2 separate regions of the Homo sapiens genome follow, and region 2 is linked to region 1. A link is an interaction called in ENCODE POLR2A ChIA-PET data of the cell type or tissue named here. Cell type or tissue: Caco-2. All regions are shown on one strand. Each heading gives the region's core, and the rest is flanking DNA. Links, peaks and the distances in the headings are about the cores only. Region 1 has its middle 5.6 kb from the start of MYEOV. Region 2 has its middle 32 kb from the start of MIR3164.

Region 1 (4,379 bases), core at 320-4,319:
GGTTGTTCTAAAAAACCATGCACAGCTGCATCATCTATTGCCCAGGCCCCAAGGGTCAGGTTCTACCAAAATTTCTACCTGCATGATCCCATTTAACCTTCCAGCTGCCCTGCCAGTGGCCCTCACTCCATTTTACAGATGAGTAAACTGAGGCCCAGAACAGTCATGCTGCCTCTTCAAGGCCATAAGCCGTTGGAGATCAGAGCCAGGATTCTGAACCAAGGCTATGTGAAGCCAGTGGCCCTCTCCATGCCCCACCCCAGCCCAATATGGTGCGATCTTCTTGGGAAAAGTAAGAACTGATGCTGAATTAATTTTTAAAATTGTGGGAGGCAGAATTCTATGATGGTCCCCAGACCCACACCTCTGGTATACATGCCCTACATAGTCCCTGCCCCTGTGAATATGATGAACACTCTATGATAGGATTGTGTTTGATGGCACTGTTGACTTGTTCATTTTGAGAAAGGGACACTAACCTAATGGGCCTGACCTCATCACATGAGCCTTTTACAAGTAGGGTGTTTTCTCCATCTGGTCCTCAAAGTGGAAGTCGGGAATTGGACGATGAGAACCACTGCTGATTTGGAAAATGAAGGGGACCACATGGCAAGGAATGTGGGCAGCCAAGGGAGCTGAGAGTGGCCCCAGCCAACAGTCAGCAGGAAACAGGGACGTCAATCCTACAGCTGCACCTGCAAGCAACTGCATTCGGCCAACAACCCGGATAAGCGTGGATGCAGACTCCTCCCCAGATCCCCCAGAAGGAGCCCAGTCTGCCTGACACCCTGATTTTCACCACGTGAGACCACGAGCAGAAGACCCACAAAGCAGTGCCTGGATGTCTGACCTGCAGCACTTTGAACTTGCAACTGGGGTTGTGGTAAGCTATTGAGTTGGTGGCGATTTGTTATGCCGATAGATAACTAATACGGGTATGCCTGCAGGTGGTCTCCGGGGGATCTTTGAAGGTCATGGCCAGTGGGGCCTTTCCTCAGGAGGTTCCTGAGGCTTGGGTTCCTCCTGGGATGGGGGCAGGGGAGCCGGTTGCCTCTCCACCCAGACCTGCTTGGGTGCTGCAGAATTAGCAGGTGCCACAGTGAGAGCATGAGCTGTGGAGAGCAAGAGGGAGGCCTTGGTTCAAATCACTGCCTTGCACCACCTCTCTGGGCCTCCCGTTCCCCAACAGTAAAGCAAGATGGATGCCAGCAAGTTGTGAGTGAGAGAGTGAACTAAGTGATTCATTAAAAAGTGCGTAGCTCAGTGCCTGGCACAGAGTACGTGTTTAAGAAGCCCTGGGTGGTGATCAGATGCTGATCTCGACATTGTGTTATGATTATCACACACATGACAGAGGGTGTCCAGGCCAAGCCCTATAGCACTGAAATAGGTACCTGCCTCTCTGCCTTGCTGGCTGGCACCCCAAGTAGGAATTTCTCCCGCAAGGAGCAACACAGAAGGCTGGCTGGAGGCCCCTGCTGCTCCTGGGGCAGAGAGGGACCCTGTCCATTCACACTGGTAGAGCCACCTACCAAGGTCCTCCAGAGCCTTGCAGAGGGGTTGAAGAAGGCATTCCTTCAACAATTGTAAAAGGTGCATTTTAGAAACCAAGAGGGTCTTGCTTCTGTGAGTCGGGACTGAGGGTGAACTGGACACCTGGCCCTGTGCCAGCACTGTCAGAAACAAAAAGGAACCAAATCCCTGTTTCCATGCATTCTGGGAGAGAGACTCAGAGACAATGGCTGGCAGGGGATGGGCACAAAGGTGAAACTCAGTCGTTCTGTGATGGGCCCCAGGAATGGAGCAAAGGAGAGAGATTCTTTGCATACAGGTGGTTTACAACACAGTAAACATCTCAATGCAAAGCATGGGGCTTTCTCAGTGCAAAGCATGGGGCTGTCCGAGACGATGCCGGAGCTCGGAGGAGCTGGGCCAGGGAGGGCGGGGGGCTTTGCTGTCAGTGCTGCAGAGCTAGCAGAAGCTTTCCAGGCTGCGCAGGCAAGAGGAAGCAGCCCAGGCAGAGGCAACAGGTGGATGCAGAGGCCGGAGCAGACACGGCAAGTCAGGGAGCTTCGGCTGCTCAGCATGAGTCATGCCCACCTCCCTGGGTCAGAAGCCCCTGGACCTTGCTTCCGGACAAGATTCGTGTCCCAACTTTGGTCCCTTCCAAGACTTACTCAGACGATGGCTTAACTGAAGTGCACTATAGACAGTGAGCCGGCAGCTACATGGGGCCCAAGGGAGAGGCTGGAGGCTGGGAGCGGCACCATAAAGCTAGAGGGTGTGGTTCACAGGTCTGGGTTTAGCTTTCACAGGTGTCTGAGGCCATCGGGTGACCCGGGCAATGGGTGGGGATAGTGTGGGTTCTTATCTCAGGACATGTCACAAGCTACTCCAGGCCCTTGAGATAAGAAAGTTCAATGGCTTTGTCCAGTTGCTTTCATAATTTTTCCTCAAACACCACTTCAGTTTCAATTTTAGAGCAGCACCTGCTCAGGCCCGGCACACAGGCTATGTATTGGTTGTGCCATGCTGTTCTCGTGGCAGACATAACTAATTGATTGCAGAATCCTCACTTTAATGCTCAGGCAACTGATGGATTCAGGGTGTTTGGGGTCTGAATCACTCTTCTGAATTAGATGAACACCTCACCTTATCATGAAGCCTACGTGAAGCCCACCGGAGTCCAACCCTCCTTTCTGCTCTCTGGCTACTTTTGGCCAAGAGAGTTGGAAAATTGTGGTAACTAGCACAAAGGGAGGATGAGACAGCTGTCATCCTCTCTCTGTCTTTGTCTATCACACACACATAGAAATGGAGGCAGAGCAAGGTTAGGTGCATGATTTATCATCTGAAGCACAGTGACGTACATGGTGCACATGGTGGTAGTTACTACAGTTTTCCAGCTATCTCAGCCAAGAGGGCAGAGAGGAGGGTCAGACCCTGGTGGGCTGACCAGGTGGGTGCCAGTACCTGGCACACAAAAGTCGCTCCACCGATGTCGGAGGAACATCTATGTGACCCAGCCACCTCTTGACCAATCCTCCCCGGTACCATCTCTCAGCCAGTTCACATCGCAGCAACGTTTTTGGCCCCTCTGGTTTTCATCTCTTTTCCCAGGAAGTCGGGGGAGGGTGGTGGCGTGGGGCATTGTTCATTAAACGGTTGAAGAGCTAGGGCCTGGAGAAGTTTTCCTGGGGTCTTTAAATGACTGCTGAGATGGATTTCTAGATAAATGCAGAGTGAGCATTTGGAGGTGGGGGACTAGGCTCTCCCAGGGCTTTCAGCTCCCTCCCCCCACCCTCGCCTCCACTCCTTCCTCTGGGAATTAATTGGTATCAAGAGAGAACTTTCGGAAATGGCCATGTTTAAAAGGCCCCTGCTTAATGTTCCCTTTAATTAGAATGGGTTTCACTTGACACCGTTTTTGCTGACCCACAGGGGAGGGCGGCCCTGCCCGGTGACTGCGCGGCGACCCAGGCATTCCCGCGTCTCGGTTATGCCCTGTTTGTGAGCTCACTCAGCAGAGTTCAAAAGAATGGCTTTTTCTGCAGCAGAACAACTGCCAGGGTCCAGAGAGTCACTCCCCTCAGTTCAGGCACCTCTGTGGGAACCTGGGCCCGGGACATTCCTCTGGAAGGAAGAATGTGCACGCGGGCATCGGGGAGGGGGCCTGCTGAGGGCAGTCTCTCAGCAGGCTCAGCAGGCGGGGCATGAGCCCCAGGAGGGCCAGTCTCGAGAAGGGCCCCGGAGCTGGAGGCGCAAGCAGGGTGGGCACGGGGCTCGCCCCCAGGGCTCCACCAGCCAGGCCAGGAGGTTGTCCCCTGAGAGGGTGATGCTAGCAAAGTGGGCCATGGTGGCAAAGGCCAAGAGCTGGGGAAGCCCAGGGGGGCACCTGATGCCACCCAGGCAGGGCCAGCAAACTCCCCAGGGAAAGGTCTCTCTAGAGCAGGACGTTGAGTGAGCCTGGATGAGCTCGGCTGTGCTCAGGCAACAGACAGGCCCGCAGATCTCAGAACCTTCACGCTGCAAAGGCCCATCCCCACTCTCGTCACGCTGTCACAGAGGCCATCCTTGATGGGTGTCCCCTCAGCATTGGCTCGAGGATCTGGGCCGCCTCCAGCCGTGGGAAGGAATGCAGAGCACTCACATTTGGTTCCAGCCGCCGCAGGCTGGGCGCGATGTACAGGCATCGAGTTCCATGGTCTCGAGGAGACTGGGAAGTGGGGCCTTGAATCCTCTGAACCCCGGAAGAGGCGACGGTGTGGGAAGCACAGAGCTCTGTCACTGGCCCATTTCTGAAGGGCTGGAGAAGCAGAGGGAGCTGCGTGTGCAGAGGCCTGGAAGCGGGAGAGGTTTGGGGAAGCACAGGTGTTCAG
Region 2 (4,379 bases), core at 101-4,100, 170 kb after region 1:
GATCCCCAGGATAAACGATAAATGGCTGCTCATCCCAAAAGACGTGGCCATATTTGATTATTCTGAGTCATCCCAACCTGACACAAGGTACCCTTGGGGACAGGGGGGCAGACAGAACACCCTGGGAAGCCCCCAGGTGGCTTCCATGTGACGAGAATTGGTAAACTGAGGGCTGTGTTGGGGTTTGCCCCGTGGGCCGGGTGCCCTGGGCAGCCCAGGCCTGGCAATAACTCACCCTGAGCTACCTCAGTTTACCTGGCTGTGAAATGGACTGGGAAGACCAGGTCAGGGGTCCCAGGCAGGGTCGGGGGTCAGGGGTGGGGTTCGCTGTGGCAGACAGGTGAGGGCCTGCCCCACCTAAAGCTTCTGCTACTCAGCAACCTCCAGTCACTGCTGGAGGGGGCCGGCCAAGCAACACCAGGTCCTCTGGAAATTGAGATGAATTCATGAAACCTCCTGTAGCGGCCTGCATGGTGGCTTCGAAAGACGTGTCCACGTCCTAACCAAATGTGGCCCTATTTGGAAACAGGCATCTGCAGATGCAATTAAGGACCTTGAGGTGAGATCATCCTGGAGAACCCAAAATCCAATGACCAGCCTCCTCCTGAAGGCTCAGAGGAGAGACACAGGGAGAAGAGATGGGGGCCACATGAAAACAAGGCGGAGACTGGAGCGGGGCAGCCACAAGCCACAGGGCACCTGGAGGCACCAGGGCAGACAGAGGCCGGGGTCCCTCCCTGGAGCAGTCGGAGGGAGCGCAGCCCTGCCTACATCTAGATATCGGGCTTCGGCCCCAGCACTGGGAGAGAAGGCATTTCTGTGGTTTCCAGCCCCCACCAGTTTGTGATCTTTTGTTACGGCAGCCGCAAGAAATCTCCCAGCTGACACGGCCGGCTCGTTTCTTTCACTAGTACTGAAGGCGCCAGAACATATGTCACGGCCACCCTTGTCCTGGGGGTCCCGGCCAGCAAGGCCTGGACTCCAGATCACAGCCCTGCACTGGAAGTCAACGAGGAAACAGCCCCCAACATGTGACGTCGAGGAGGCGAAGCCCACCTCCCAGGCCGCAGGCTGCTCTCTGGAGAGTGGACGGTGACACGCCTCCTTCAAGGACCCTGGCTATGACGGCCTTTGTAAACTGCAAAGTGCCTTCCAGGTTACACGGTGGGGTTATGAATGGGACTGAGTTCCTATCTCCCGAGAGTGAGAGTGCGAGTTCCTGACCCATGCCCCACCCCAGGAACGGCCAGGGCACAGAGGCCAGTGCCGGGAGCCGGACGCTGAAGGTCCCGCAGTGGCCTGCAGCACCCCTGGGGCTGCACCCGCCTGCTGGGAGAGGAGCGGCCCCGCCCTCCCCCAGGGGAGGCGGCCGTCACATGGCAGAGGTGCCAAGCTGGTGAAAGGCCGCCCTCCCTGTCCTGGCACCGCCGTCCACTGCAAATGCCTGGCCAGAGTCGGTGCCAGCAGCCTTCAGGGGCTGTCATGTGCCCAGGCTGCTGGCAGCTGCTGGTCAAGGGGCCTTGCCCTCCCTCTCTCTGGACACACCTTTGATTCGGAGGAATGTGTGTGTGTGCTTTTTATTCCTTGAAGGGGAAAAAGCTCTCTCTCGGCAGAATTCTTCCCGGGACCCCGGCTGCTGACCGCTGGTGAGGGGTCCTGGGAAGGTCAGGCCTCCGAAGGGACCTCCGCCCCTGCCTTCCCACCACCCTCCCTGACACCGCGAACACACTCCGTGCCTTCTGTTGCTTGGGAAGGATTAGAGGGTCGTGGCTTTAAATCCCACCTCTGAGATTATAAATCCTGGAATCCAACCCTGCCTCCGAGCTGGTGACCCTGGGCAAGTCCCTCCATCCCCCTGACCCACAGCTTGTTCATCCACATCATAGGGATATTCCAGAGGGCTCGACAGAGGACTAAGCACAGTGAAACCGTGCTCCTTCTCAGCTCCACAAGGGCACTCTGAGAGTTTTCACCTTCCGGGGGTTATTAATGATGACGCCAGGGCGACAGGTGTCGCCCGGGACTTTGGGGCAGACTGGGATGTTTGGCAGGCTCTGATTAAATAAGATAACGTACATCAATAAGATAACATCCTTGGCTCAGGCCTCCTAGCAAGTGCTCCGCAAACACTAGTGATCGCCACTCCCAACTTCTCCCAATCCAGGCTACGTGCCCGTGGTCCTGTCACCAGCTGCTCCAAGCTTCAGTCTCTGTAGGACAGAGCTGATCACTTGGAGCTGAGCCTTCCTAGGCCACGCTGGTCGCAGAGCAACTGCCCTGCAAGGGAGTTTCATTTATTCATAATAAATCCTATGTTAAGGCTGAGAGTGAGAAAAGCCTTTTTGTTTCTGGCATTTTCTCTCCTAAGCAAAGCCTGGTGCAGACAGAAGGAAATCATGATCCGTCCATCTCAGCACCAGGAGTTCTCGGTGGAGGGCCCATTGCCAGGTAGAGGGACTTCTGGAAGAGCAGCCATAGGTTCCCAAGGAGCTGGAGGTCATGCGCCAAAGGTGCAGGTTTTGCTGGGTTCACAAAGGGGCCGAGGGGCAGGGGCCCAGTGACCACCTGGCCTCAGGCCCCAGAAGGACCCCTGTAGGCAGCTCGGCATCACCAAGGGCAGCTCCCAAGAGATCATCAGGAGCCTAGAGGCCACCCCCATGTGAACAATGGGGCCCTGGATCCCTACGAAAGAGGGTGGCAGAGCTGGACATGAAGCCGGCACCTGGCACAGGTCCTTCTCTTTCCTGGGTGAGGCCTGGGGCTCTCCCATTCTGGAAGGCATGAGCATAAAAGCACCTCCCTGTGGCACCCCCAGCCCCTACGCCCGGGGGCCAGCTTGCCTTTTTGCTCCACACACCAGGGTCATCCTCACGCAGTCAGGGAAAACATCCCTACCCCTCGGTCCCCACAATATTCCAAACCCATCACTGAGCACTTCCGAGCGAGAGCTGGGCCACAGCCTCCCTGACCTTCCAGAAGGGCTGTCGCACAGCCTGTTTGCTAACATGAAAAAACCGGGCTCAGAAAGGTTAGGTAACTTGTTCAGATCACACAGCTGCGAGGGCTGGGCTCGAGCCCAGGTCCATCTGGCTCCACCGCCTATGTTCTGGGCTGAGCTATAAAACTGCACACCCCTCACCCACCTCCCCACATACTGGTCCGTCTATCCCTCGGCCACAGTGCTCAGAGCTGCCTCTGGCCCCAGAATGCATGGAGGTGGAAGGAGACCCAGGAGGAAATGAGACTCATGGAAAGGGAATAACGTGATGAATGCAGCACTAGAGCCCAGAGACAGGGACAGGGGAGGCCTCCTGAAGAGGGGCGTCGGGGTGGGGCAGGTTGGCCAGGTGGGGACGAGGGGACAGCAGAGGGAACAGCAGTGGACACGCACAGAGAGAGACAGCAGAGGGAACAGCAGTGGACACGCACAGAGAGAGACAGCGGTGCCATGTCCAGGCAGCTGCAGGACGTTCTCGAGGCTGCCCTGAGTGAAGGTGTGGGGAAAGGAGGGGCCGGGCTTCGCTGGGCATTCTAGGCTCAAACCAGGGGTTGGGGCTTTTCTCTTAGATTGAATCCTGAAGAGCCATAGACAGTTCTAAGCCCAGGGTGAGTGACAACACTGACCATTTGGAAGTGCCCACCAGAGGCCACGTGTCCCAGAATGAGAGGAGTTAGAACAGGGAGTTGCCGGGAGGGGAGATGGCACTGAGCTGAGGGCGGGGAGGGAGAACAGGCGGCCTAAGGAGGTCTGAGACGGGACTGGGCGGCAACATGAACCAGCTGGGGGTGAGACCGGGAGCCCACACACTGAAGGCACATTGGTTTTTAATGCCTTGCAATTGCCTTTGATTCTGCAAGAGAACGACATTTCTGGAAGCTCTGCTAGAAAATCTGATTAGTGCAAAACGAGAATCTATTCATGAGTGTGGCTGCTCCCCAACTCCCACCCCATCGACCTGCCCAACCCTCCTGTCCAAGAAGCCGCCTGAGGATTCCCAACCCGACCAAAAGCTGCACTTTGGCACGAACCTTTTGTAGGTAGAGAACGTCAAAAATGCAAGTCTTACAACGAGGACAGGACAGTGTCCTGGCCAGGCCTGGAGGCCGAAAGGTGGAGAAGAGGACACCCAGACCCCATGGTTGTCCAGGACGTAGAGAGAGCCCCTGTTTTATTGCTGTTTTTGCTGGGGGGGTGGGGAGGAGTCTCGCTCTGTTGCCCAGGCTGGAGTGCAGTGCCGCGATCTCGGCTCACTGCAACCTCCGCCTCCCGAGTTCAAGCGATTCTTCTGCCTCAGCCTCCTGAGTAGCTGGGACTATAGGCGCCCATAACACCTGGCTAATTTTTTGTATTTTTAGTAGAGATAGGGTTTCACCATATT

The links. ChIA-PET counts read pairs that join two places held together with the same protein. Peaks named below come from ENCODE experiments on the same cell type or tissue, not always from the same donor. Only the 100,000 strongest peaks of a DNase experiment are listed, where the experiment ranks them.
Region 2: POLR2A ChIA-PET joins it to region 1 with 6 read pairs; 7 of 35 experiments call an interaction of 5 or more read pairs at or near these places.

Annotation. Positions count from the first base shown.
Region 1 is chr11:69,286,323-69,290,701 of GRCh38, reverse strand. No RefSeq gene overlaps it. Among named protein-coding and RNA genes, the nearest start is that of MYEOV, 5.6 kb to the left of the region's middle. RefSeq lists an enhancer at 1,791-3,972. In Caco-2, for the core only: no CTCF peak of the experiment used is centred there; a DNase peak (open chromatin) is centred at 2,311; H3K4me3 peaks cover 535 bases.
Region 2 is chr11:69,112,801-69,117,179 of GRCh38, reverse strand. No RefSeq gene overlaps it. Among named protein-coding and RNA genes, the nearest start is that of MIR3164, 32 kb to the right of the region's middle. In Caco-2, for the core only: no CTCF peak of the experiment used is centred there; DNase peaks (open chromatin) are centred at 270 and 2,079.